Regions from separate parts of the Mus musculus genome. Here all the other regions are linked to region 1. A link is a loop called in an ENCODE intact Hi-C map of the cell type or tissue named here. Cell type or tissue: gastrocnemius. All regions are shown on one strand.

The links. A loop is a pair of places that touch in the nucleus more often than their neighbours do. Peaks named below come from ENCODE experiments on the same cell type or tissue, not always from the same donor. Only the 100,000 strongest peaks of a DNase experiment are listed, where the experiment ranks them.
Region 2: a loop joins it to region 1, with 4 times the contacts of the local background. A loop is called at or near these places in 19 of 42 quality-filtered maps.
Region 3: it touches region 1 in a loop (9-fold over the local background); 15 of 42 quality-filtered maps call a loop at or near these places.
Region 4: a loop joins it to region 1, with 4 times the contacts of the local background. A loop is called at or near these places in 6 of 42 quality-filtered maps.
Region 5: a loop joins it to region 1, with 2.6 times the contacts of the local background. A loop is called at or near these places in 12 of 42 quality-filtered maps.

Annotation. Positions count from the first base shown.
Region 1 is chr5:24,650,367-24,655,366 of GRCm38, reverse strand. No RefSeq gene overlaps it. Among named protein-coding and RNA genes, the nearest start is that of Nub1, 33 kb to the left of the region's middle. In gastrocnemius, no CTCF peak of the experiment used is centred here; a DNase peak (open chromatin) is centred at 3,105.
Region 2 is chr5:24,596,053-24,601,052 of GRCm38, reverse strand. It overlaps Smarcd3 (SWI/SNF related, matrix associated, actin dependent regulator of chromatin, subfamily d, member 3), which reads left to right. Exons shown (of 13, transcript NM_025891.3): 2 at 2,250-2,461; 3 at 4,204-4,246; 4 at 4,979-5,000. Among named protein-coding and RNA genes, the nearest start is that of Smarcd3, 3.4 kb to the left of the region's middle. In gastrocnemius, CTCF peaks have their summits at 2,289 (motif pointing right) and 3,453 (motif pointing right); DNase peaks (open chromatin) are centred at 3,491, 3,721, 4,045, 4,436 and 3 more places; H3K4me3 peaks cover 4,264 bases; H3K27ac peaks cover 4,766 bases.
Region 3 is chr5:24,508,277-24,513,276 of GRCm38, reverse strand. The region is part of intron 1 of Gbx1 (gastrulation brain homeobox 1); the gene reads left to right. Among named protein-coding and RNA genes, the nearest start is that of Gbx1, 16 kb to the left of the region's middle. In gastrocnemius, CTCF peaks have their summits at 2,463 (motif pointing left) and 4,660 (motif pointing right); a DNase peak (open chromatin) is centred at 2,454.
Region 4 is chr5:24,481,161-24,486,160 of GRCm38, reverse strand. It overlaps Agap3 (ArfGAP with GTPase domain, ankyrin repeat and PH domain 3), which reads right to left. Exons shown (of 18, transcript NM_139153.2): 9 at 2,728-2,820. Among named protein-coding and RNA genes, the nearest start is that of Agap3, 31 kb to the right of the region's middle. In gastrocnemius, CTCF peaks have their summits at 2,585 and 4,321 (motif pointing right); DNase peaks (open chromatin) are centred at 891, 2,586, 3,406, 4,321 and 1 more place.
Region 5 is chr5:24,532,115-24,537,114 of GRCm38, reverse strand. Asb10 (ankyrin repeat and SOCS box-containing 10) reads left to right here. Exons shown (of 6, transcript NM_080444.5): 4 at 2,895-3,008; 5 at 3,276-3,461; 6 at 3,604-4,418. The coding sequence ends at 3,461. Among named protein-coding and RNA genes, the nearest start is that of Asb10, 5.8 kb to the left of the region's middle. In gastrocnemius, a CTCF peak has its summit at 2,641 (motif pointing left); no DNase peak of the experiment used is centred here; H3K4me3 peaks cover 953 bases; H3K27ac peaks cover 1,580 bases.

The sequences.
Region 1 (5,000 bases):
TTCGTGCCTCTGGCTGCCCTGGTGAGGGTGGCACCCACACCTCTCAGACATGGTGCGCAGAATACTAAAAAATTTAAATGCTGCAATCAGGACTCTGGGAGTCATTTCAGGAAATTTACAAGTTAAATAACCTAAAAGGCTGCAGATGCGAACGACGTGAAATCCGCAAGGACTGGACTAGAACAACAACGATCATCCTTTCTCAGAGATAGAGTGGCAGTGAGAGCAGAGTCACGGGGCCAAAGAAGGCCAGAGGGATTTCGGCGGTTTGTTGTCGGTGGTCATGTGGGAAGAGGGAGCCTCAGCTGAGAAAACGCCTTCGTCAGGTTGGCATGTAGGCAAGTCTGTGGGACATTTTCTTGATTGATGATTGTTGAGAGAAGGCTCAGCACACTGTGGGTGGGGCCACCTTGGGGCAGGTCCTGGGTGCTATAAGAAAGCAGGCTGAGCAAGCTACAGGAAGCAGCACCCCTCTATGGCCTCTGCTTCAGTTCCTGCCTCCAGGTTCCTGCCCTGTGTGATCTCCTGCCCTGACTTCCTTCTGAGAGCCTGCGGTCAGGACCTGTAAGCCAAGCAGCACTTTCCTCCCGTGAATTACTTTTGGTCACGATTTTATCACAGAAATAGAAAGCAAACTATGACAGCACCCCAGCCCACAGTGTGGCAACTTTGAGCTCTAGCACAGCAGATGCCACATCCACACTGGCCATGTGTTACAGGACTCCAGCACCCATGTGCATGGTAGCATGCACCTGTAATCCCAGCACCAGAAAGGCTGAGACAGGAGGATGCCGGTGTTAGCCAGTTCTAGGTGAGAATGTATTCCAAAAGTAAGCTGGGAAGCGGCTGGAGAGATGGCGTATGGGTCTGAGTACATTCTGCCCCAGCACAGGACCCGAGCTCTATTCCCAGGACTTATGCTGCCTGCAAGTCCAGCTCCAGGGAGAGTCTCACAGCTCTGGCCTCCACACACCCGCACTACACCCACATGCCCATATACACAGAGAAGTAACAAAATAAAATAAATAAAAACAAGCCTGGTATAATGGCACATGCCTTTAATCCCAGTACCTGGGGAGACAGAGGTAGGCAAGTCTCTGAGTTCAAGGCCAGCCTAGTCTAGAGAGCATTTCAGGACAGCCAGGGCTCCACAGAAAAACCTTGTCTCAAAACAAAACAAAACATTTAAAAATGTCTCAAAATTTTATGAGGAAGACACTCAGCATCAACATCTAGACACTGTACACTCATGCTCACCTGCATGTACGTACATATGTGAACACACACACAAACACTTTAAAAATTAAAAAAAAAATCCAAGTGAGGTGGTACATGCCTTTGATTCCGGCACTCGGGAGGCTGAGACAGGTGGATCTCTGAGTTCAAGGCCAGCCTGCTCAACAGAGTGAATTCCGGGACAGCCGGGGCCACACAGGGAAACCCTCACTCAAAAACAAACAAACAAAACCCAAAAGAACACAAACAACCCAAAACAAACCAAATCAAAAAAGTACCTGTACACAGAGGGGCGGGGTGTGGGACAGGCACAGTAGCCTGCAGAAACTGATCCAGTCCCAAAGAGCACACACTACACGCTTCACTTACCTGCAATCTTTTTTTTTTTGGTTTTTTTTTTTTTTTTTTTTTGGTTTTTTGAGACAGGGTTTCTCTGTATAGCCCTGGCTGTCCTGGAACTGACTTTGTAGACCAGGCTGGCCTTGAACTCAGAAATTCGCCTGCCTCTGCCTCCCGAGTGCTGGGATTAAAGGCATGCGCCACCACGCCCGGCCTTACCTGCAATCTTTATGGCTAGTGGAAACCCAGCCTCTCTGAGGCCTTCCTGTTGTCGCTGGGAGGGACTGGGCCTAAGGACTGACCTGGAAAGTTAAGGTGACCATCCTTATCATTTGCCCCTTCTGTCCAAGCTTAAAACACAGTTAACCACAGTTGTTAAGTCCCACTCTGCAAACAGAACCCTGCCACGCACACACACACACATACATCTTTCCACAACTGGATACTACCTGTAAAGGCCCCAGGACTGAGGGTGTGTAGGTAGGTGACCTTCAGAAGGGAGCGTCTCAGGGGTCTGCACCTGTCCTGTGGAAGGGAACTATGGGTTAATCCTACCCCTACACTGGCTCTGCTCCGTTAGTGGCCCTGAGGTTCCTTCTCATGCCAAGACTTAGACTGTATCAGGGACAGCAGGAAGGGTCTCAGAGAACCCCTAAGTTGGGTTCCCTGCCTGGCAGCTCTTGAGTAAGGCTGGTATGAGTATGGACTTTGCCTGCAGGCTGTACCTGGTGCCTGAGACCCCTTGACCCCTGTGGTGGTACTGGTTTCAGGCTGCACAAATGGGTGGGGCATTGTATATCTGTACAAGTCTCAGATAAGGAACCTGACTGTTACAGACAGATCTGGACCAGCCCAGAGGTAGGCACCACCTTCCGGAGACCTCAGCAAGGTCTTCCGACTCAGGGTGTGGTGAGTACACGCATCTTGGGGTCATTACAGGCTGAGCTGCATGCAGCATGCATCCCAGTTTACAAGCTTCACCATACAGGACGGATCTTAACGTATCCATAGCACCTGCTGCCCAGACCATGGAAGGAAATCCACCTAGCAGGTCATACTATGTTCACATGCAGGTAGGTTCCAACCAGTCAAAAAATGCCACTGTCACATGTAATGAGTCTTTCTTTTCAATCTACACTCCAGATCTACTCAAAAGCAAGTCTTCTGCCCAGCGGTGGTGGTGGTGCGCTTGGGAGGCAGAGGTAAGTAGAGTTTGAAGAGTCTGAGTCCAGCCTGGTCTACAGAGCTAGGTCTAGGACAGCTAAGGATACACAAAGAACCCTTGTCTCAGTGGGGGAAAAAAAAGTGAAATCTTCAGACAGTGAGATGGAGTTTTGCTGGTCCGGACGGCAATGGGGCCTGAGGATTAGATGTGCCTGGGAGAACCTGCCTGGACCAGACCAGGGTGCCAGACAGACTTCTATGGTGCCGGGCAGCACAAGTGGGCCTGAGGCTCGCTGCCTCGCTTCAACTTGGCCAGCGAAAGAGCCAAGCAGAGCCAAGTGAGTCTAGAGCGCCCCAGGGTGTCATTCCTGACATTGACGCTACGTGGCGCCAGAGCCCGCGCAGCCGGCGGCAGCAAGTCTCAAGCAAATTCTCCCCTAGAATGGGGAAGGCATTGCTTTCCAAGGCGAAATTCTTATATATACAAAAGCAGACAGAATAGTATGGTGAAAAGGCAAATCCATTTTCCCTAGACCTTAGTCTGGGCCCCTGCTCATCTCTAAATATCTCAGTTCCTAACTCAATAAAACAAGAAACTTTTCCTCGACATTTTTTACAGTGTGGTGTGTGTGTGTGTGTGTGTGTGTGTGTGTGCGCGAGCGAGCGAGCGAGCGAGAGAGAGAGAGAGAGAGAGAGAGAGAGAGGAGAGAGAGCGAGAGCCAGTCAGCCCTCAGAGTATCTTTGTCTTCCAAGGCCATTCTTTGTGACATGTGAAACCCACCTGGGCAATCCAGACTTCACTCTCTGACATCCCAACATCTTTAACTTAATCTTGTCTCCAAACACCTTTTTCCAAGCCTGCAAGGCCCGTGATGTTAGACCCTGATGTGTTTGAGAGCCACAAACTGCAGATTATGAGATTATGAGAGAGGTGAGTGGCTGGGTCAGGGGTAGATGGCTCACTGGTGAGCCCAGGTTTGCCAGACTAAGAAACCTACACACTTACCACCATGCCTTCACCCCTTGTTCCTGTTCAAGACAGTTTGTCCCCACCCAACCTCAAACAGTTTTACTCGCTCACCGGTGGGAACCGGTTATCCACAAGGACAGCTGCAGAGTGGTACAGTCTGTTACCGCATCAACCCATTCCTCCTCCATCTGCAGGCATCTGTCCACCGGGCACAGGCCAGTGGATCTGGCATGTTAGGACAGAAGAGCTGAGGGATATTAACTGTTCTTCATGAGAGCGGGTGTGGAGAAATGGTGGATGTTTAGGAAAGAGGAGAGGGGACTCCAAGAGCCCTGCTTCCTCCTCGCATCAATAAAAGCAAAACTAGGAAGGCAGTCAAAGCACTAGGGCCACTGTCCTTTATTTTCTTTCTATTGTTGTGATAAATACCATAGCCAAAAGCAACTGGGGGAGGAGAGGGTTTATTTCAGCTCACAGTTGTAGTCCATCATAGAGAGAATTAGTGCAAGGACTCAAGCAGGTCAAAAAAGCAGGAGCCATGCAGGAACCTTGCTTACTTTCCCGACGTGTGTCTTCATGTTTTATATAATCCAGGGCCATCTGCCTGGTGGGCATAGCCCATACTGCCCCGGCTCTCTGATAGCAACCATCAATCAAGAAAATGCCCCGCAGACATTCCCACAGGTGAATCTGATGAAGGCAATTTCTCAGTTGAGGTTCCCTCTTCCCAAGTGACAAAAAAACTAACCAGTATAATTGACCCCTTGTCAGCTTGACACACATATCACTTTCCTTGTTTATCTCTAAGACTTCATGTTAAATCACAATATAAAGTCCAACTTTAAGGTCCCACAGTCAGAGGGGAGCGGTGGCGCACTCCTTTAATCCCTCAAACGGCAGAGGCAGGTGTATTTCTGAGTTCAGGGACAGCCTGGTCTACAGAGAAAAATTACAGGACAGCCAGGGCTACACGGAGAAACCCTGTCTCAAAAAAATTAAGGGGGTGGGGGTGGGGAGAAGAAGAGGCACAGTCTTTAAAAATTTAGTCTCTTAACTGTGGGTTCCTATTAAATAAAATAAAAGTTATCATACTTCATATTCTAAGAATAATGAGGGCACAGTCACAATCAGATCAGAGCAAACCTAGACTCCATTTTGAATAGTTCAGTGTCTGATGCCTGGGACTTACAAATTGTCTGGTCTCCAAAGGACTTGGGATAGGTCCGCCTCTCTACTTCTGTCATCTGTAGCATGCACATCGCGTCTGATGGGCTCAGGCCAGCTCCACACC
Region 2 (5,000 bases), 54 kb after region 1:
ACACACTCACACACTCACGAAGACATGTGAGGAGTCTGAGGGTACCCAGGAACCTATTGAGGTGGAGAGCCTGCTGTGAGGAGCTCTAAGCCTGGGCATATGGAGGGAAGAGTCAGTCATATTTACTATGGCCAAATTTGGTTGTGACTCCAGGAAGCACCATTTCAGTGAGAGGCAAGGGCCCCCAGAATCTGACCCTTATGAGGCTGTTACTGATGGCAGGCTCCTGGGGGCCCCTAGAAGCCTTCTTCTCAGGGCCTCATTAGACCCAACAGTATCAGTGGCCTTGATGAATAGGAGAGTGGCTGATAGGGAAGAGGGCTTCTCTGTGGCAGCCTGTTCTCTAGCCATAGGGATCTCTGGGGTATAAATTCCAAGGCAGCCCTATGGGTTAGTGGAGTTACCAATCCTGACCTAGCTGCTTAAGAGTAGTTGCTTTAAAGACTACCATCCAGTGAAGAGGCTCTGCATATGGAATTGAATGTGGTCAACTTGGTAGTTCGGTTCTTGGATGATTAGAGTCCCCTCTATAGTGATGGAGAATGGCTAGGCTTGAGCTTCCACGCTGGTGACATTGGTGCTGTGAGTGACAGAGTCAGGTGGAATGGGGGAGGCAAGTTCAGGGACAGGCCTGTTTGACTATAGAAGAGATGGGCAGAGACAGCTGCTTGGCTCTGGGTGGAGACCTCAGAGGTAAGCAATGTAAGAGGAGAAAGGAAGCCCAGGGTTAGGGTTAGGGCTTCTTAATCCAGGGGGCAAGATGAGAAGGGTGTGTGTGTGCATGGCCTTCTGTAGCCCAGGCTGGCCTCAAATTCACTATATATCAGAGGGTGGTCTTGATTTTCTGCCTTCACCTCAAGATTAGGATTATAAGTATGTGCTATCATGCCAGGCGGTGGTGGCGCACGCCTTTAATCCCAGCACTCGGGAGGCAGAGGCAGGTGGATTTCTGAGTTCAAGGCCAGCCTGGTCTACAGAGTGAGTTCCAGGACAGCCAGGGCTACACAGAGAAACCCTGTCTCAAAAAAAAAAAAAAAAAAAAAAGTATGTGCTATCATGTGCAGTTTATTTGATGCTGGGGATCGAACCCAGAGCACCACATGTATTGCACAAGCCCTTAACCAAGCTACATCCCTAGCCTGAGATGGTAGTGTTTAAATAATAGGGGTTTCATTCCCCTCTCCCTAATACCCTTCCTGGTCTAGGTCCCCAAGCCTCAGCCCCCTTCCTGGGCTTGGACAAGTGAAATCTGAAACACTCCACTTGCATTCACATCTCATCTCTTTTGATTGACTGCCCAGAGCTGGTGGCCAGAGAAAATCAACCTGCCTCATTTCCCTCCAATTTCTACCCTTTCTGGGATATTGTGAGGAATAGGTTGTCTCTGATGTGGGCAGATGGGAGGGGGAAATGGATACTGCTACAGATGCTGCTTCCTTCACATCCCTGCACTGGCAGTCCACTTCTAGTCCCGTTCCCCACTTGCCACTCAAGAAAACCTGGCAGAGTTTGATGACACCAGACCCGCAGGTCCCCTTGCCCAGTCTCTTGTATCATCTTGGGAGAAATAAAATTAAAGAGGCAGGTTAAGTCAGTGGGTGTGGAGACCTGGAGTTAGCTGTACCAGTTATGTTTGAGATTGAGGTGCCAAAAGCAGGGGGCTCCGAAATGGAGATAGGGGCTCAAGTACAAAACACATCAGACCCAGAAGTGGGGTGTGGAAATGGAGAATGAGGGCAGGAGATCAGCCCCTCCCTCACCGCAGCGAAGCAGCGGGGAGCAGGGCCCGCCAGGTGCTGCCTTTGCCAGGAAGAGCAGGGTGACCTTGGTGAGGTCGCTGTTTTCTTTGAGCCCCAGTTGCCCCATCTGTCAAGTGGGGATGAAAAGACCTGCTCTGACTGGCTTGCAGAGAACCGTAAGGATATGAACATCCTTTGAAAGGTTGAAAGGCGCCATTAATATTCATTTTGGGGGTACCTTGCACGGCTCTGAGACTCGGCTATGCTCTGGGCAATTTCCTGGCTTCAGTTAGCTTCATGCAAGGAGACGCTGAGCCCCCTCCTCCAGAGCCGCGCAGATTCCCGCGCCCCCGCCCCTCCCACCAATCACTCCCACTCATCGCTCAGCGCAGGGTTACCAACCCAGGGTCTTGGAGAGGGGCGGGAACGCAGGCACGCTGGCCTGGGGGTCGGGACCGAATCTGACCTGCCGGCGCCTGTTTCTGCTTCACCTCCCGCCCCACCCCCCAGCGCCCCGGGATGCCGTCTGGAGCCCGAATGCCCCACCAGGGGGCGCCCATGGGCCCCCCGGGCTCCCCGTACATGGGCAGCCCCGCGGTACGACCCGGCCTGGCCCCCGCGGGCATGGAGCCCGCCCGCAAGCGAGCAGCGCCCCCGCCCGGGCAGAGCCAGGCACAGGGCCAGGGCCAGCCCGTGCCCACCGCCCCAGCGCGGAGCCGCAGGTGAGTGCCCCCCAAAACTCCGCCCCCCCGCGTGAAAGGGCGTGCAGGGGCGGAAGGCAGAAGCCTCAGGGACCAGGTGGGTGAGTGGTGGGGATGGAAAGCTAAGGAAGGGTGGTAGCAGCGACCAAGTCATTCTAGCTTGGATGTTCTCTGGAGAGGGCTTAGGGGGCACTGGTCTGGTTCTTTTGTGTGCCCACAGTGAAGACAGGCTGCAATAGTCGGCTGCCAGTGTCCCTTCTCTGCACGCACCCTTCATTCCTCTGCTTGTCACCTGATAAATCCTTTCTCCCATCCTGTACCCCAAGTTCTGGGAGATGCTTCAGTCTTTGGGGAGAGGCAAGGCTGGCAATAGACCAAGGGTTGAGTTTTAGCTGTGTGTTTTCTAAAATGTAGTCCTCTGGTACCTCCGGGCCAGTCCCGAGTCCCGGGCTGCGTCAGAGCCCCTCTAGATTTCTGCAGCCCTTATCCTTGGCAGTGGGCATGAAGAGGGCGTTATAACCCCTCTGAGGGAGCAATTCTGCCCCCAAGCCACCGGACCAGCTTATTTCCTCGTCTGAGAAGTTAGTGGCACTCCCATGGTCCCTGCTGGCTCTTGGCAAGAGTTATGCCCCTATGGGCATCGGTATTTAGCCAAACACACATGCTTCCTTTTGCACAACAGATGGGTTCTTATACAAGGTGTAATATCAGTTCTACTTCATTATTAAATAGTTTTTTACGCATCAAGGAAAATCATAGGCATCCCACAGTAAATCCTTTTACAAAGTGAATCATTATCTTGTATAGCAAGTAATTCTTTGATTTTTTTATTTTTTTATGTATAAGTTAAGAGTTTTGTGTGGACAATTTATTTGAAATAAATCAATCCTTTCATGAGAGGCTTATCCAGCCTAAGAATGGTTTTTTTTTTTTTTTTTTTTTTCTTTAATGAGTTGCTTGACTAGGCATAGAGTGGATTTCTGGATAGAGAGGGGGCAGTGAGTGAGAAAGCCACATGGGGGCAGTGTAGAGCTATCTTCTAGGCTATGTGTTCTCTCTTGGTCAGCCAAGAGAGAACATTGCTTTTGAAACAGAAACATCCAATACCAGGTGCTATCTACCCTAGGTTCAGCCACATTGGTTCCAGTGCTAAGTCAAACTCACATAGAACACTCCTGCACACTACCAGGGTTCTTGTGACTGTGGTGTGGCCCTTGGTTGGCAGATGGTCCAAGACCACAAGCGTTTCCTGCCCTTAAACAGTCCCTTCCAAGCCCAGAGCCATTGGAGTGCCAAGTCCCACCACTTCACACCATGGTGGCTCAGGAGCTCCAGGAACCAGGTGGAAGAGTCACCTCTCCCCTCCTTGGAGCTCGGGCTCTCTTGGCAGGAAAGGCTCCTCAGAAGCTATCTTCTCTCTCCTCTGTCTTCCCCGCTTCCAGGCTTTTTGCAAACACTTCTGCAGTCCCCATGTTTTGGCAGCATCTCCTCTTTCACTAGTTCCTCCTAAGTCTGAATTTCTCTGGCTCTGAGGATGTGGCGCGGTATAAGGTGGGGGCAGGGGGTACCGGGCCAGAGAAAGGATCTGCTTTCCAAGGGAAGTACCAGCTCCATGGCCCTGCTGTAGCCCTCAGACAGGCAGACAAGCAGGCTGTGGGAACCCCAGCCAGCGGGCGGAGATGTCGGGATAATTTAGCAGGTGGCCTCGTTACTCCCAGATCTGTCGCCATGGTAACCTGGTTTTTTCTTTAAAAAATGTACAGTGCCAAGAGGAGGAAGATGGCTGACAAAATCCTCCCTCAAAGGGTGAGTTCCTTTCACAGCAGCCCCCAGCCAGCCCCCACCCCTTTGCTCCTCCATCTTCCCCTCCTTCCTTAGGAGCAAAGCTTTGGGCTCAGCATCACAGCCACTTTCACTTTTTGTTTTAAAAGCTCATTAGGAAGTGAGGCTCCCTTTTCGAGAGGGTGGGGCTGGACTGAGGGAGGGAGCTGGAGAGCCACGGAGGGAGGAGGGGCAGATCACAAGGCCTGAGGTTCAGGGGGCGGGATGCCAGTGGTCCAAAGGCATAAAGGACAAAGAAGGGACCAGAAACTGCTGAGTGGAGGGAACAGAAAGTAGCAGGAGAGCCTGGACATGTAAAAGGGACAGCAGGTGTGGAGCTCCTGAGGCAATCTACACCACCTCCCAACTATCTGGGGTACCCAGAATCACTTAGCACTTTTCAGGGACCCAGGGTGTCTGTATGAGTAGGGGGCGATAGGATGAGACTAGGCACTTGCACCTGCTGGGCTGCCAGTCGCTGCTGCTTCCTGGTGATGAGATGCATGAATTGTCCTGGAGGGAGAAGCAATTCTATCCGCACACAATGAGGCTATATAATAAGAGTCCCGGGGACAAGTCCTATCTACACTCTCAGGATTCCACAGCCTGAAATCAATTGGACAGCTCCCTACATGTCCTTTGTGTCCTGAGATCACACAACAGACAAACGTTCTGCAAGATGGTCTGAGGCCTGCTTCCACCTTGTTCCTCCTCCAGATTCGGGAGCTGGTACCCGAGT
Region 3 (5,000 bases), 140 kb after region 1:
AAAAGGAGCCGGATGAGTCAGAAACGGGAGGCGGCCCTGGCTTGCAGAGGGGAGGGGTTCAGTCATGGCTCCTGGATGGAAAATACAGGTGTCTTTGGAGAATTGACCCCACCTGCTGGGAAAAGGCTGAGTGGCTGGGGAGTAGAAGGGGTAGGTAGCCCTTGTCGGAAGAAGGGCCTTCATCTCATCGTCCTTGGTGACTCCAGTGCAGGTTCCCCTCTTTAGCAGGCAAGTCTGGGGCTGCCCAAGGCTGGCCTCAAACTCCATGCAGCCTTGACCTCCCAGGTGCCAGGATTTCAGGCATGCACTGCCACGGCCACCTTGACACCGTATTCCCTCCATGGGGAAATACCTCCCATAGGTTCTGTATGGCTGCTGAGTTCCTCTCTAGCCCAGCTGAACCCTGTCTTCCATTTATTTCTGAGGTTATTATATAATTACACCATCTCTCCCTTCCCTCTCCCCTTGCTCTCTTGCAAATTCTTGACCTCTTTTTTCATTAGTTATTATGCACGCACACATGTACAGTCATACATATCACTAAACACCCCTGCTCGGTCTGTATCACATTACACGTATGTGCTTTCAGGGCTCATTACTTGTTACTGGATAGCCAACTAGCGTGCTCTTCTCTGGAGAAGACTATTTCTCCCACTCTCTGCATTCCCTAGTTGCCTGTTATTCTTTGCTCAGCCTTTTCCCTCCATGGGACTCCTCTGTCTCTGGAGCCTCCGCCCTTCCTGCGGGGGCAGTCACTGTCCACATTCTCGTACTCCTTGCAGCCTGAGTGCAGAGTCTGGATTCAGTGGGTGGGCGGGGCAGCTCTCTTGCATCAGCTCTCCGTGTAACTGTAGTTCAAGCTTGGTGATTTCCGGTTCCCAGGAAGATAACTCCATGAGGAGCTGTCCCGTGAACTCTGCCTGTTTCCAACTAACCAGCCAGAGACAGGATTCTCCACAGGCTCTGAACTCACAAGGAGCCTAGCACACTCTGGCACCAGGCAACATCCTCACACTCAAGGTCAGGACCTTTCTGCCTTCTTGGCCACCGCCCTAGCAGTTAGGTTACTCGCACTTGAAAGCCTTCTTTCATTTGGTAGAAGATTTCCTCCATAAGAATCATTATTTCCCATTATAAGATGTTTGGGGGGGGGGGGCAGCTGCTGGAGAGATGGCTCGGTGGTTAAGAGCACTGACTGCTCTTCCAGAGGTCTTGAGTTCAGTTCCCAGCAACCACGTGATGGCTCACAACCATCTGTAAAGGGATCCAATGCCCTCTTCTGGTGTGACTGACAGCTACAGTGTACTCATATACATAAAATAAATAAATCTTAAAAAAAAAAAAAGATGTTAATGGAAGTTGGCTATGCTTCCTTTAATCCCAGCACTTGGGAGGCAGAGGCAAATGGATTTCTGAGTTCGAAGCCAGCCTGTTCTACAGAGTGAGTTTCAGGACAGTCAGGGCTACACAGAGAAACCCTGTCTTTGGGGGGGGGGGGAGTTTATCAGAAAGGTTTGACAGCTAGGCCTGGAAAACCCAACCCATGCATGCTATCCCTCAGGAGGCAGAAACAGGAGCTGCAAGCTCAGGGCCAGCCCGGGTGTGGTGGCACACGCCTTTAATCCCAGCACTGGGGGGGGGGGGGTTGGGGGGGAGCAGAGGCAGACGGATTTCTGAGTTCGAGGCCAGCCTGGTCTACAAAGTGAGTTCCAGGACAGCCAGAGCTATACAGAGAAACCCTGTCTCGAAAAACCAAAAAAAAAAAGGTCTTATTTTACAGTCCTGGCTGAGATACTCACTGTGGGTATCAGAGCAGCCCTGAATTCATAAAGACCCACCTGCCTCTGCTTCCCAAGTGTTGGGATAAAAGGTGTTCGCCACCATAATACCACACCCAGCTGCGTTTTCTTCCTCCCTCCCTCCCTCCCTCCCTCCCTCCCTCCCTCCCTCCCTCCCTTCCTTCCTCCCTCCCTCCCTCTCTGCCTCCCTCCCTCCCCCCTCCCTTCTTTCATTTATTAAAAAAGATTTATTCATTTTAATTTTTTTCTAGTATAGAATAGAATTTATTTGGGGGCATGGGAAGGGGAGTTGAGGCGGGGGTCCAGGAACACATGGAGAGAGGGGTGGGGAAGGGAAGGGGAGAGAGGGAGAGAAGGGTCTGAGAGAGAGGAAAGGGTCAGAGAGACTATTCATTTTATTTTATGTGTGAGTGTTTTGCCTGCATGTGTGTGTGTACCACATACATCCGTGGTGCCAAAGAAGGTCAACAGAGGGCACTGGATCCCCTAGAGCCGGGTTACGAATGATTATAATGAGTCGCTGCATTTCCTTCCTAAGTTCTGTGGAAATGGTAAGCTACCTGGGCCGCCCGCCTGCCTTTCTTCCATGGGTAGCTGAGTAGCTCATTCATTCCTGGTTGCTGACTCCTTCCCAGTTCTCAGTGCGCCCTCTTCTGGTGGAGCAAAGAGCAAGAGACAGCAACACACATGTCAGTACTGGGGCCCGGGGTGGTACTGTTTAACCCCCCACCCCCATCTTAGCTGTCTCTATGAAACCCAGCCTTTCACTGTCTGGTCCACCATTTGGTTTCTCTGCCACTTCTGGCTTCAGCCTCCTTCGGGCTGCCGGCGCTTGCCTTTCCTTCTCCCATCTTGTGGATCTCCTCATTGTTCCAAAAGCTGTCCTTTGAGGCCGGTGGCTGTGTGTTCCTCTCAGTTGCCCCACCCCCACCCCTATCTAGAGGTAGCTTATCAGAGTCTTCAATGTCACGATCATAAAGGCGCAGACAGAAACTCTTGCCCCTGCCACTCAGTGTCCCACAGGGATCAAGAAACAGAGAGAGGCCATGAACCCTCACTCCATGTGTGGCTTTAAAAGCGGCACTGAGGGTGGCCTGCTTGTGTGGGTTGAAGTTACTGGGTCTGTCTGAAGACAGAGGGATGGATGAGATTATCTCAGGAGGGCTCTGCCAGACCGAGGAGCTGGGAGCCTCCTCTCAATCATCATCAATTTAGATTTATTGGACGTCCCCTGAGGGCTTGGCACTGTACTAAATGATTCCATCCTTCAAGCCCTGAAATCCAGTTTCTGGCTTTTTAACACTGTTTAAAACACTGCACTATTGGGCTACATTTTTGATAACATATTATGAATTGCTACAAAGTATGTTTTAAAATTTGAAACCACAGGACTTAGAAGTGAAGAAAATTCCCAAGGCCATTACTCTTAGCACCAGAAGGTCCTGTGGCATTCCTCTGTGCATGGGAAGGTCTGAGGCACACTGGACAGAGGGTAGGGTGATAAAAGAAGAGGAGGGGTCCTTTCTGGGGCTGGGAATGGGTAGAGTTGAAGCGGGTATCTCAGAAGAGATCAAGAAGGGAACTGATGAGGGGACGTGCATGCACATGCTGGAAATAGCCGTTTTACTATGTTAAGTATCTATTTTTAAAAGATTTATTTAGTTATTTTATGTATGTGAGTACACTGTAGCTGTACACATAGTTGTGAGCCTTCATGTGGTTGTTGGGAATTGAATTTTAGGACCTCTGCTTGCTTCGGTCAACCCCGTTTCACTCAGTTCCTGCTTGCTCCAGCCCGAAGATTTATTTATTATTATCATTATAGAAGTACACTGTAGCTGTCTTCAGATGCACCAGAAGAGGGCGTCAGGTCTCATTACGGGTGGTTGTGAGCCACCATGTGGTTGCTGGGATTTGAACTCAGGACCTTCAGAAGAGCAGTCAATGCTCTTACCCACTGAGTCATCTTGCCAGCCCATGTTAAGTATTTATTAAGTGACTACTTTATAGGTAATTTTTATGATCCCAAAGCCACAACTGTGAGTAAGATATGACTGAAATCTATATTTTCATGAAGTTTATATTCTAATAGGAAGAGACATAGGGTTTTTTTTTTTTAGATTTATTTATTTACTAATGTATGAGTGCTCTGTCTGCATGCGCACCTGTGTGCCAGAAAAGGGAATCATATCCTGTTACAGATGGTTGTGAGCCACCACGTGGGTGCTGGAAATTGAACTCAGGACCTCTGGAAGAGCAGTCAGTGCTCTTAACTGCTGAGCCATCTCTCCAGCTCGAGACATAGCTTTTAAAAGAAATAAAGTGACTAACATTTATGTCACATGCTGTGGCAGCAAAGGAGTCCAAGAAGCATCTTAAGTCCAAGAGGATGGAGGAAGAAGAGCCAGTCTCGGGCGTGGAGGAAGGAGCCGGCGTTTGATCTCAAGGAGCAGGATGCTCCTGACAGAGAGAAGGCTGCGGACCGGTAGGGACAGAAGACAGGCAAACCTTTAGAAGGAGCCAGGTTGGTAAGGAGGTGGCAAGAAAGGGTCCAGCTCTGGGCAGATCTGAGAGACAGATTTGTGGGGGTTTGAATGGGACCCCGGGAGTAAGAAACAACTATCATGGTGGAGTTTGAAGATGGGGAAGCATCGCGAAGGTGAAAGAAAGGTTGAGGTTTCCATTTGGACCTCGAGAAGTCTGAGTCTGCGGAAATGAGAAAAATGTGAACAAGACCTTTTAGTAAGAGGAAGGAAGGCATCCATGTCCTGAATCTCCAACAAAAGATCGATCGGTTTTTATTTCATTATCTATGTATATGAGTATCTATATGTATGCCTGTGCTCCCTGTGCATGCAGTACCCAGAAAGAACAGAAGAGGGCATCAGATCCCTTGGAACTATAGTTAGAGATGGTTGTGAGCCACCTTGTCGATGGGTACTGGGAATAGAACCACAAGAGCAGCCAGGGCTCTTAACCGCTGAGCCATCTCTCCAGCCTCCAGGCCTTAAATCTTGCTATGTCTGTGTCCAGGGCTGAGGTCAGAAAGGAAGTGTGAACCGGGCTTGGTGGCGCATGCCTTTAATCCCAGCACTTGGGAGGCAGAGGGAGGCAGATTTCTGAGTTCGAGGCCAGCCTGGTCTATAGAGTGAGTTCCAGGACAGCCAGGGCTTCACAGAAAAACCCTGTCTCAAAAAAAAA
Region 4 (5,000 bases), 170 kb after region 1:
TTCCCACCCCCGAGAAACAGATGTCATTTCAGTAGATGCAGTAACACGTGGAGCATCCAGGACATCTCCTGCTTCCTGATGATGAGACGTTGCCTTCAAACAGAGGTTCTGAATGAAGACAGCCTGGGATTGTTCTTTTACAAAAAAGCCACCAGTGCCCCAGTTAAATAGTCTGTGAAGGGCCCTGAGAAGATTGCCTGGTGCCCTGTCTGTGGCCATAGTGTTCCTGGCACAGGCAAGCTGTAGAAGCAGAAGGGAGCCAAGCCACTCCTTCTCCCTGATTCTTAGCAATGGCATCCAAGGGCAAGTGACCTCTGAGGACAGACCACCATTAAGAAGAGGAGGGAAGAAGCCAAGTGAAACGGTAGGCTGCAGAATCTCCTTGGAAACCCAGCGGGCTTCACAACTTTCTTGATGTTGGTCATCAAGAGGTCTTCCTCTCACTCCGCCAGCTCCAGAACCCTCACACCTGAACCCTCTTGTCACCAATGGTAGGCATTGCCTCTAAGCCCTGGCCCGGCTCCCCTTCATGCCACCAGCTGGCTAGGTACATCGAAAAAACTTCAGTCTGTCTGGACCAGAGCTGCCTGAAGACCACCGGATCTACCCAGGTACTCCTCCAACTAGTTAGAGGGTCAGAAGTCAGTCTGCTGCAGAGGCAGCTCAGGAGCGAAGCCCTTTCTGCCCGACAAAACACCTAGCTTTCCTTGTCTTAATGAGGTTCGTTAGCAAGGGGTGTAGGCGGGGCGCCAAAGAGCTCGCCAGCAGGCTAGAGGGCGGCAGAGCGACCCTGGCCGCCAACCCTCTGCCCAGTCTTGCTGCACCCACCCTCCAACCCGGGTTCCAAGAAGGAGAGAAGCTGCGGGGTTCCCGCTCCCTCCCTGGCCGGCCGGCTGCGCACCGTGGAGCAGGAAGCAATCTGGGGCGGAATGGGAGCGGTGCGGAGGCGACAGCCCCCAGAGGACCCGTTCCCGCCGCCGCCTCCCTCCCAGCTCCGCCAGCCGACTTAATTGCGGAGTCCGGATTGATTGGGAATGCAAATGGCAACTGAAAAGCAATCTCCACTCCCAGCAGGAGCTAGGGGGAGGGGAAGGTACAGAAAAGGGGAGCACAGGACAAGGGGGCGGGAAAGGGGAGGAGCCACGAATGTGGCACAGAGATACCTAATGGGCGGCTGAGGTCAGTAAAAGTCTTCTGCTCCTCAACCTTCATGGGCAGAGCCTCCCTACTGAGCAGCACCCACCCCCACCCCGCCCCCAGGTGGACAAATGCAATCTCCAGCCCAGAGCCTTAACCTAGGAAGAGCCTTCCTGAGACACTCAGGGCATCTGACACCCAAGCAACCACCAGACTTCCAGGCACCAGTTGACAGGGCACTCTTTCCCCTTCATTCTTGCAGGTGGAGGACTCAGAGAACAACTGATCCAGTCCCCACCCCCACCCTGCTATTGCAACCCCCAGACAGGAAAGCCAGTGGGAGCAGGAGGCAAGCAAGTACTCTCAATCACTCAACAAACGTGTCTGGGTGGGTATAACCACAGTACCAACACTCTGAAGGCACTGCCATCCTCACCCCCACCTCCACTCAGGCTGAGTCCACAGTGCACCAGCAATTGAAGGCCCTGGCCTCCTGGAATCACACTGACACACAGAGGGGCAGGAAGCAGAGGACTTTCACTGCAGCCATTCTGTGCTCTCAGCCTGTTCAGGTGACTTCCCTCCCAGAGACTGTCCCAGTTGGAATGGTCCCTGGCAGACATAAATTCAATCAACAGAGGGATGAAGAAGACAAGGAGACAGGAGAAAGAAGTGGGCGTGCACGTGGCTCCCTGGCCTACACTCTAAGCCCTCATTAGCTTATGAGATCTTCTGGAAGAGTAGCCAGTGCTCTTAACTGGGCCACCTCTCTACCTTCCTGCCACAATTGTTTCTTCTGTTTTGACCAGGTGTGCTTCACTCTATCTGCTGCAAATGAAAGCTGCTTTCATTAGGGTGAGATGTACTTACCAAGAAAGCATGTGTGCGCTAGTGTGTGTGTATGTGTGTGTACGTGTGTGTGCACGTGCGTGCCGTATGTGTGTGTATGTGTACGTGTGTTCATGTGTGTATATGTGTGTGCACGTGTGCATGTGTGGTATGTGTGTGTGTATACGTGTGCATGTGTGTGTGTGCAACAGTAATTGGGAATCAGTGAATAAGAGAAAAGAGAAAGAACAGAGATGCTTGCAGTGGTGGTCTGCATCAGTAAACCCCAGACATGAGCATTCCTCCATGCTGCCTTTTACTCAGGCTCTCTTTGGCTTGGTTTGTGTTTCTGAGACAGTCTTGCTATGCTGTGGAGCCTGACCCCGGATTCCTTAAACAACCCAAGGTAGCTCAAATTATACATACTCCTGCTCTGCCTCCAAAGTCCTGGACCTGCAGACACGTTCCACCATACCCAGCCCCTACGTTACCGCCCCCACCCCCACCCCCAAGTCTTTTCCTTAGCTCAGAGTCCAGGAGGCTCCCTCTCCAGGTTGCACCAGCGAACCATCAGGTCCGGAAGCCAACTGAAGGCCGCAGGTGGCTCTCTGCTGCTCTCCAGTGGTAAGGAAGAGGGAAGGCAGCTGTCTGGGGACCAGGTTCTTGGGCCTCACGCTTCAGACCAGGAGGATCACCAGTCCCTTGGTAAACAGTAGGCCTAGGATCCTGGCCCCGGGAAGAAGGCTCCTGTCCTGGGCTAACCTGCTTGATGGGGATGGCCCGGCCACTCCCGATGCTGTCCACTCTGCACTCCGCAGCTTTCTTCTCCCTGTCCAGGTCAGCACCTTTTCGAGACTGAAAGAGAAAAGAACAAACACGTTAGAGGTCTGGGGCCTCTCTGGCGAGTCCTGCCCGCCTGTCGTTCTCCACCCTCCCGTTTTCCTCCCTCTCCTGGGCAGTCCTAACTCTGGGTTTGGCCTGGACGGCGGGTCGGGAAGGAACCAAGACACGAGTATTCCAATGGGTTTATTCTTACACACGGCACCATACAGAGCAGCACAGGTCACTGAGCCAGGCCCGCCCCTCACAAAGAGCAAGGACACAAAATACGGAGGGCGCAATGAGTGTGCAGCCCAGGGCCTGGAGTTTGTTAAGTGAAGGGAGGGGTGAGGAGAGGTGGCCCGGTGGGGCTGAGGGCTGGCCAGGAGCACAGGGCACGACAACCAGGGAGAGCAAAGTCCGGAAGTGAGCGGGCAGGTGCTCTTTGCGGCACAGACACCACACGGCACCGAGCATGTCGGTGTGGCCCGAGGGGCACAGTGGATGGAGAGAGAGAGGAGAGAGGCCAGAAGAGGGCCTGCACCCTGCCAAGCTCCTGGGGCAGAGTCCACCCAAATGCGGATCCTAGGAAACAGGGGGGAGGGGCCAAAAAGAGGGGGCAAGGCAAGCGCGGTGGCGGCGGCTTCCGGAGCAGGAGCAGGAACGGCAGAAGTCCATGCAGGAAGGAGCAGAGGAGGGGAGGGGCAGGAAAGCTCCCCCCAGGAGCAGCTGGGCCAGCGGGCTTGAGTGCCCCCGCCCCTCTGGGCCTCTTCGCTTTGGCCGGCCGGCGTGGGCCGAGCTCCCTTCTTCTCCATTCAGCGAGCCTGGCGCAGCATCCAGCCGGGCCTGGTCCCCCGGCAGCCCCCAGCGCGGGCTCCGGCGTTCCTAGCCTTCCCTGGGGGTAGGGTTAGTTACAAAGGTTCCTGTGGGTCTCTGGAGCGGGGAGCTCGGCGGCCGCTTCTCATCTGAGAGCAGTCCCAGGGCCCGGCCCGCCTCCGGCCCGCACAGGGGGAATGTCCAGAGGTGCTGTGTATCACCACCTGGTCTTCTAATTTGGAAGGAGTTGGAAAGGCCTTTTTGTTGATGAAAAGTTGGAAACAGTGGCACATATCTGCAAATATCGAAAGAATAAAGATTTTGGCAAGTTATACTTAAGCCCCGCAAAAGTCGGTCAGCACTGGTGAGGGCAGAGACCCAGGCGCCTGGGGAGAGGCGGTAGCGGGATGAAGAGGAGGATGTGAGGAGGAGGAGGAGGAGGAGGAGGAGGAGGAGGAGGAGGAGGAGGAGGAGGAAAGGAGGGGAGGAGGAAGAGGAGGAGGTGGAAAAGGAGGAGGAGGAGGAGGAGGAGGAGGAGGAGGAGGAGGAGGAGGCAGCCGCCAACTGCTGGGCATTTGTGGCCCAGCAGTCCATGTGAGCAGGGAATGTTCACCACTCTGCTGCCCAGGCCCCATCCCTCCTGTATTCCCAGGCAGTCTGGAGCACAGGTCGGGACAAAGGACTGCAACTACAACGAGGGAGAAAGCCCAGTAGGGGGCGCAGGAAGAACTGGGCCAAATGGCTAAGGATTACATTGGTGCTCAGCAGCTCCACAGACAGCACCTACCTCCATACCCCTCCAGGGCTAAAGCCCAAGGCTAAAGCCTGCTGCCCCTTTGGCCCCAGGAGGAGGGAGGAAGGGACTGCTGTCACTGGGTCTCAGAATGAGTGTAAGGAGGCCTACCCCAGCCAGGCTGGTAAGCCAAGGGGCTGCCAACTACCAGAAAGCCCAGAAGCCCAGAGAGGTCTCCATGAAGGATGGGAACTGGAACCGGGGCAAGAGTGGCAACATGAGCACATGGAGTCATGAGGGGAGACTGGGGACATCACAACCATGCCCAGCAAGGAGTCACCAGTCACAGAACAGGCAGCACACAGCAGGACCCCTGGAGCAGGTGTGTCTCCTCTAGGAGGGATGAAGGAAGGGCGACCCCAACAGCAATGATGGGGTGAATTCCCAAGATACACCCATAGAGCTGACCATGCCTTGAGGCTGTCTCAGGGACAATGGCGCAAGTGAGGTCACCATGGAAACGATGAAAAGAAAAAATAAGGTCGCTGCTGTGAAGATGGAGAAAATGGAAGGGCCTGGAGGGAAGGCCGTGCTCCAAGCAGCAAGGGGTGTGGCGGGGCAAGGCAGCACAGCTGAAGCAGGCAGGCAACACATGGAGGGAGCTCAA
Region 5 (5,000 bases), 120 kb after region 1:
CAGCCATCCCTGTTGTCCCTACCTCCCCTTTGCTCACAAACGTAGCAGCATCTGTCTGGATTCCTAAGCAAGACCAAATAATTAAACAGCCTGAGAGTTCGGCAGATTGGTCTCCCCTTTGGGAAAATACAAGAAAATCAACAATTAACACTAATTAATCTCCTATTAACACCAGATAATTAGGAGACGAGCAATTCCCTGTAATCTGACTGCGGTACTGACAGCTAATGATCTCCCCGCCAGGCAGGGCAGAAAGAGGACCTGGTACGGCAGATAGACACCCCAGAACCCCACCACCTCTGCCCCAGAGCAAGCCTGCTTTGGCCTTTAGCTGTCTTGGGGAAAGGGGTCAGGGTAAAGGACACTGTTCGTCCTTCCTCAGAATCTCAGCCCCTCCAGCCTTGGCAAGAGTCCCAACCTCCTAGCAAGGACAACTCTAAGACTCACCCATGTGGCAAGCCGGCCTCTGCAGTTCTCCAGAAACTGGGTGCATTGGGCTTGATGCTGGAGAGGCCAGATGGGGGTCAGACTTTGACACTTGTTCCTGTGCTGGTTGTAAGGGAGACTCTGAAATCCTTTGGTTCCCAAGTTCCTAGCATGGCATATAGCCTCTGCTGAAGAAGATGGAAAGTTGTAGGACCACAGAGAGGGTCAGTGCCTACCAGACAGCGTAGACCGCCGGGTTGTTCAGCCTGAGCATAGCCTGCAAGCCTGGTGGCCATGAAGAGTAGGCTCTTTCTTGTAGTGATGGTACAGCCTTTAATCCCAGCACTGGGGAGGCAGAGGCAGGAGGATCTCTGAGTTTGAGGCCAGCCTGGTCTACAGAGTGAGTTCCAGGACAGCCAAACCCTGTTTGGAAAACAAAACAAAACAAAACAAAACAGTAGTCTTTGATGCCGGGCACCTGTGTGTGTAAGTTGCTTAATCTTTCTGTGCCTGTATCATTTGTAAAACAGGGCTCCCGGCATCCTAGGGTTAGTGTAGGGAACACAGTTCATACGTGTAACTTAGAACAAGCTGTGGTCTACGCATAGTGCTCAGGATGTATTGGCTGGTGTTCTAGAATGAAGCTGAGCACGAGAAAGCTCTTGCTAAGTTGTCAGGAACCATGCCAATATAAGGAGCAATCAGGCAAGGTAGATGGCAAGGCTAGTTGGCACTGTCTGGGCTTCCTGGAGGAGGGACTTAGTACAGGGACTCCCTGGAGAAAGGGGAGGAGCAGAGCAGGCATTTCCAGCAGAGGTGTAATGTAATGTCCCTGGCAGACTAGGCTGTCACAGCTCTAATAAGCACTGTTCAGAGACAGGGCAAGAAATGGAGGCACTGGGCATATAAGGTCTGGCTTCAAGACCTTAAAGCATTCTTACATGTATGGGCATTTTGCCTTCAGTTATATCTATGCGGCACATACATTTCTGGTATCTACAGAGGCCAGAAGAAGGCATTGGATGCCTTGGGACTGGAGTTACAATGGTTGTGAACTGCTGTATAGATGACAGATCCTCTTCAAGGGCAGCAAGTGCTCTTAACCACTGAGGCAGCCTTCCAGGAAGGCTTTTGGGTTTTTTTGTTTATTTGTTTGTCTTTTGTTTTTGTTTTTGTTTTTAAGATATTTTCTTTATTTACGTTTCAAATGTTATCCTCTTTCCTGGTTTCCCCTCTGGAAACCCTCTATCCCCACCCCCTCCCCCTGCTCACCAACCCACCCACTCCCACTTCCTGGTCCTGGCATTCCCCTACACTGGGGCTTAGAGCCTTCACAGGACCAAGGGCCTCTCCTCCCATTGATGACTGACTAGGCCATCCTCTACTACATATACAGCTAGAGCCATGAGTCCCACCATGTGTTTTCTTTGGTTGTGGTTTAGGTTTAGTTCCACCAATCAAAGAGGGCTTTTGTTTTTATGCAAAGGGTCTCATAAAGGTCTCAGGTAGCCCAGACAAGCTGTGCCGACTGACCTGGCATGCTAAACAGGCCCACGTGAGCTGTATCCTCAGCCCTAGCTCTGATCTTTTTAATCCTCTTCAGAGCCCTGGAGTGCAGTGCAATGGTGGAGTAAGTGGGAGCTGCTGTGCCAAGTATGCCTGCTACAACTGGCAGGTTCTTACACTCAGCGGGCCTCGGCTTCCCTCACAAGTTGAAGACATCACAGTCCATATCTGATAGAGATGAGGACTAAGGGTCTGTGCCTGCTAGGGAAAGGAACACTAGAAATGCAGTTGTTGATTTCCTGGCACCCCTCCAGCCACCAAGCCTTCCCCTACCAGTGTAGAAGCCTAGAGCTAGAGAGAGGTGCTGTTGGCGAGGTGTTTCCTTCTGGAAGCTGTGCCCCACACTTCTTTCCCGCTTTGGTGATTCCCTGGTGCCTTGGCTTGTACCTAGGGAATCACTTTGACATTCTTGTGGGGATGCTTTGCTTTGACAGGACCCAGACTTGAGATGTATCTAAGGATGGCCTTGAACTTTGATCTTCCTGTTTTCTGCTCTTCATGACTGGGACTATGCGCATTCCATCTGACTTATATGGCACTGGAGGTTGACCCTGGGTACCAGAGGAACATAGCAATGTGGGTGCTGGGACTCAAAACCATCTTATAACCATCTCTAATTCCAGTTCCAGGGAATCGAACGCCCTCTTCTGGACTCCATGGGCACTGCACATATGTGGTGCACAGACATACATAACAAGCAAACTCTCATATACATAAATAAATTTAAATTTAAAAAATCTTTAAAAATACAAACAGAATCGAGTAAATAAAGCCTCGTTTTCAAATGAGGTCTCATACATATCAGCTGTTGGGTCTGCAGCACATTTTGGGGGAGAACGCTGCCACTCCAGTCACCCCACATGGCCTGTCAGGATTCCCTAACAAATCTCTTCCTCTTGCAGGTGCTGGATCGCTGGTGCATGTCCCCACGGACCATCGAGGTCCTGATGAATACATACCGTGTAGTTCAGCTTCCTGAGGAGGCCAAGGGCTTGGTGCCACCAGAGATTCTACAGGTCTGCGTCCAGGACCCTGAGCACATCACTCAGCTTGTCCCTGAGAGACAATGTTCCTTGTGGGGCAGCCATGACAGTCCTCTATAGAAATTACTCAACAGCTCACTCCTATCTAGAAAAATACACCTTCCGTGTGAGTTCTGAAAGTTTGTGTGAGGTTCTTAGACATGCTCCCAGTCGTTACCTTCCTGGCCCTGTTAGGAGAAGTGGGTGGCGGTGGCGGCTTCCCAAGACTGTCCTCACTGAGTCTTCTCCTCCGGTGTCCAGAAGTACCATGGATTCTACTCTTCCCTCTTTGCCTTGGTGAGGCAGCCCAGGTCGCTGCAGCATCTCTGCCGTTGTGCGCTCCGCAGTCACCTGGAGGGCTGTCTGCCCCATGCACTACCGCGCCTTCCCCTGCCACCGCGCATGCTCCGCTTTCTGCAGCTGGACTTTGAGGATCTGCTCTACTAGGTGAGCTCTGGTTTCTGGAGGCAGCCACTGTGCTGGGGGGGGGGGGTGGTAGCAGGAGGCAGGAGGGTTGGAGGATGGTTCTGGCCTGAACCAGCTGCTTCCACAGCCACAAGAGTTCCTCAGTGCCTGTCTTTCCTTCCAGGCTTGCTGCCCTGTGAACAAAGCAGACCCCACCCCCACCCCAAGGGCATCTCTCAGCAATGAATGATGCAAGGCGGTCTGTCTTCAAGTCAGGAGTGGACGCCTTGATCCACACTTGAGAGAAGAGGCCAGATCAGCACCCGGCTGGTAGTGATGCAGAGGGCACCTGTGCAGATCTGTGTGCGCACTGGAAATCTCTAGGCTGAAGCCCAGAGCAATGGTGCAGGTGTTAGTCCTTGGGAGGCAGAGACAGGAGGGTGGAGAGAGGCAGAGACAGGAGGGTGGAGAGTGGCCACATTGTGCTATGTGGTGAGAATTTGTCTTAAAAAAAAAAAAAAGTCTACAGTTTGTGTGATTTGGTACTGTCTCCAGCAAGCCTCCATCTGCCTGGATGTGACTCCCTCACACAGAATCAGGGTAGGTTAGGCCTTGTGCAAGCTGCCTCACTGCTCCCTTCAGTACTCAGTAACAGGTCCCAGGCCAACCTGCCTCCTCTCCTCACATGCAGTGGTTAATAGCCTCTAGAGTGAGAACTTGTCAGAACAGGTGGCCTGAAGGGTGGGTGGGCAAGACAGAGGTGTGTGTAAAGAGAAGCTGGTGGTCAGGGGCTGGAGATGGGAAAGCCCCTGGGACAGGGTTCACAGATGTGGAAGACAAAGTAACCCCCGGCTTGGATGAGGATGGGGCCCTCTGCATGGTTAAGAAAACAACCATTTCTCCACTGCTCATGCCACCTATAGGTCTGGAAGCATCACTCAGTGCACATCTGGCTCTTGTTCTTTTTAATCTGCTTTATTAAATTTTCTATGTAAGTGTGTTTTACCTGAATAGATGTGTGTGCATACTGTCATGCCTGGTGCCCTTGGAGGCCAGAAGAGAGAATAGAATCTCCTGGAACAAGAGTTAAAGATGGTTGTAAGCTGCCATGCCGGAGCTGGGAACTGAACCTAGGTCCTTAGAAAGAGCAGCCAGTGCTCTTGACTTCTGAACCATCATTTATTTCAGTTCCTTTAACCCGCTTCTTTAAATGTAGCTTTGTGATGGCAGGAGCGTGGAGCTGTCACCAGATCTGAGTTTTACCCTCAGCTTTACCATTAGCTAGGTGTGGAACAAAAATTTCCTCCCTAGACTCAAGTTTCCTTGTCTGTAAAAGGATAGAGCTGGAGCAGCGTTGCTCACACTGCTGTACCAGGATCCTACAAGCTGGAGGCCGCAGCAGCCAGCGGTGGGCTGGGGGGGCGGCAGAGCACCAAGTAAGTGGGTTGGGGGTTGTGATGTCAAGGGTCCCTGGACCCAAGTTTCCAGGATTCAGAGCACTTTTCAGCCAGCTAGAGGCAGCCAGACTATGTGGGGTGGGGTTTCGGGGGGCAGCTAGAAGGCCATAGAGCCAAGTGGACT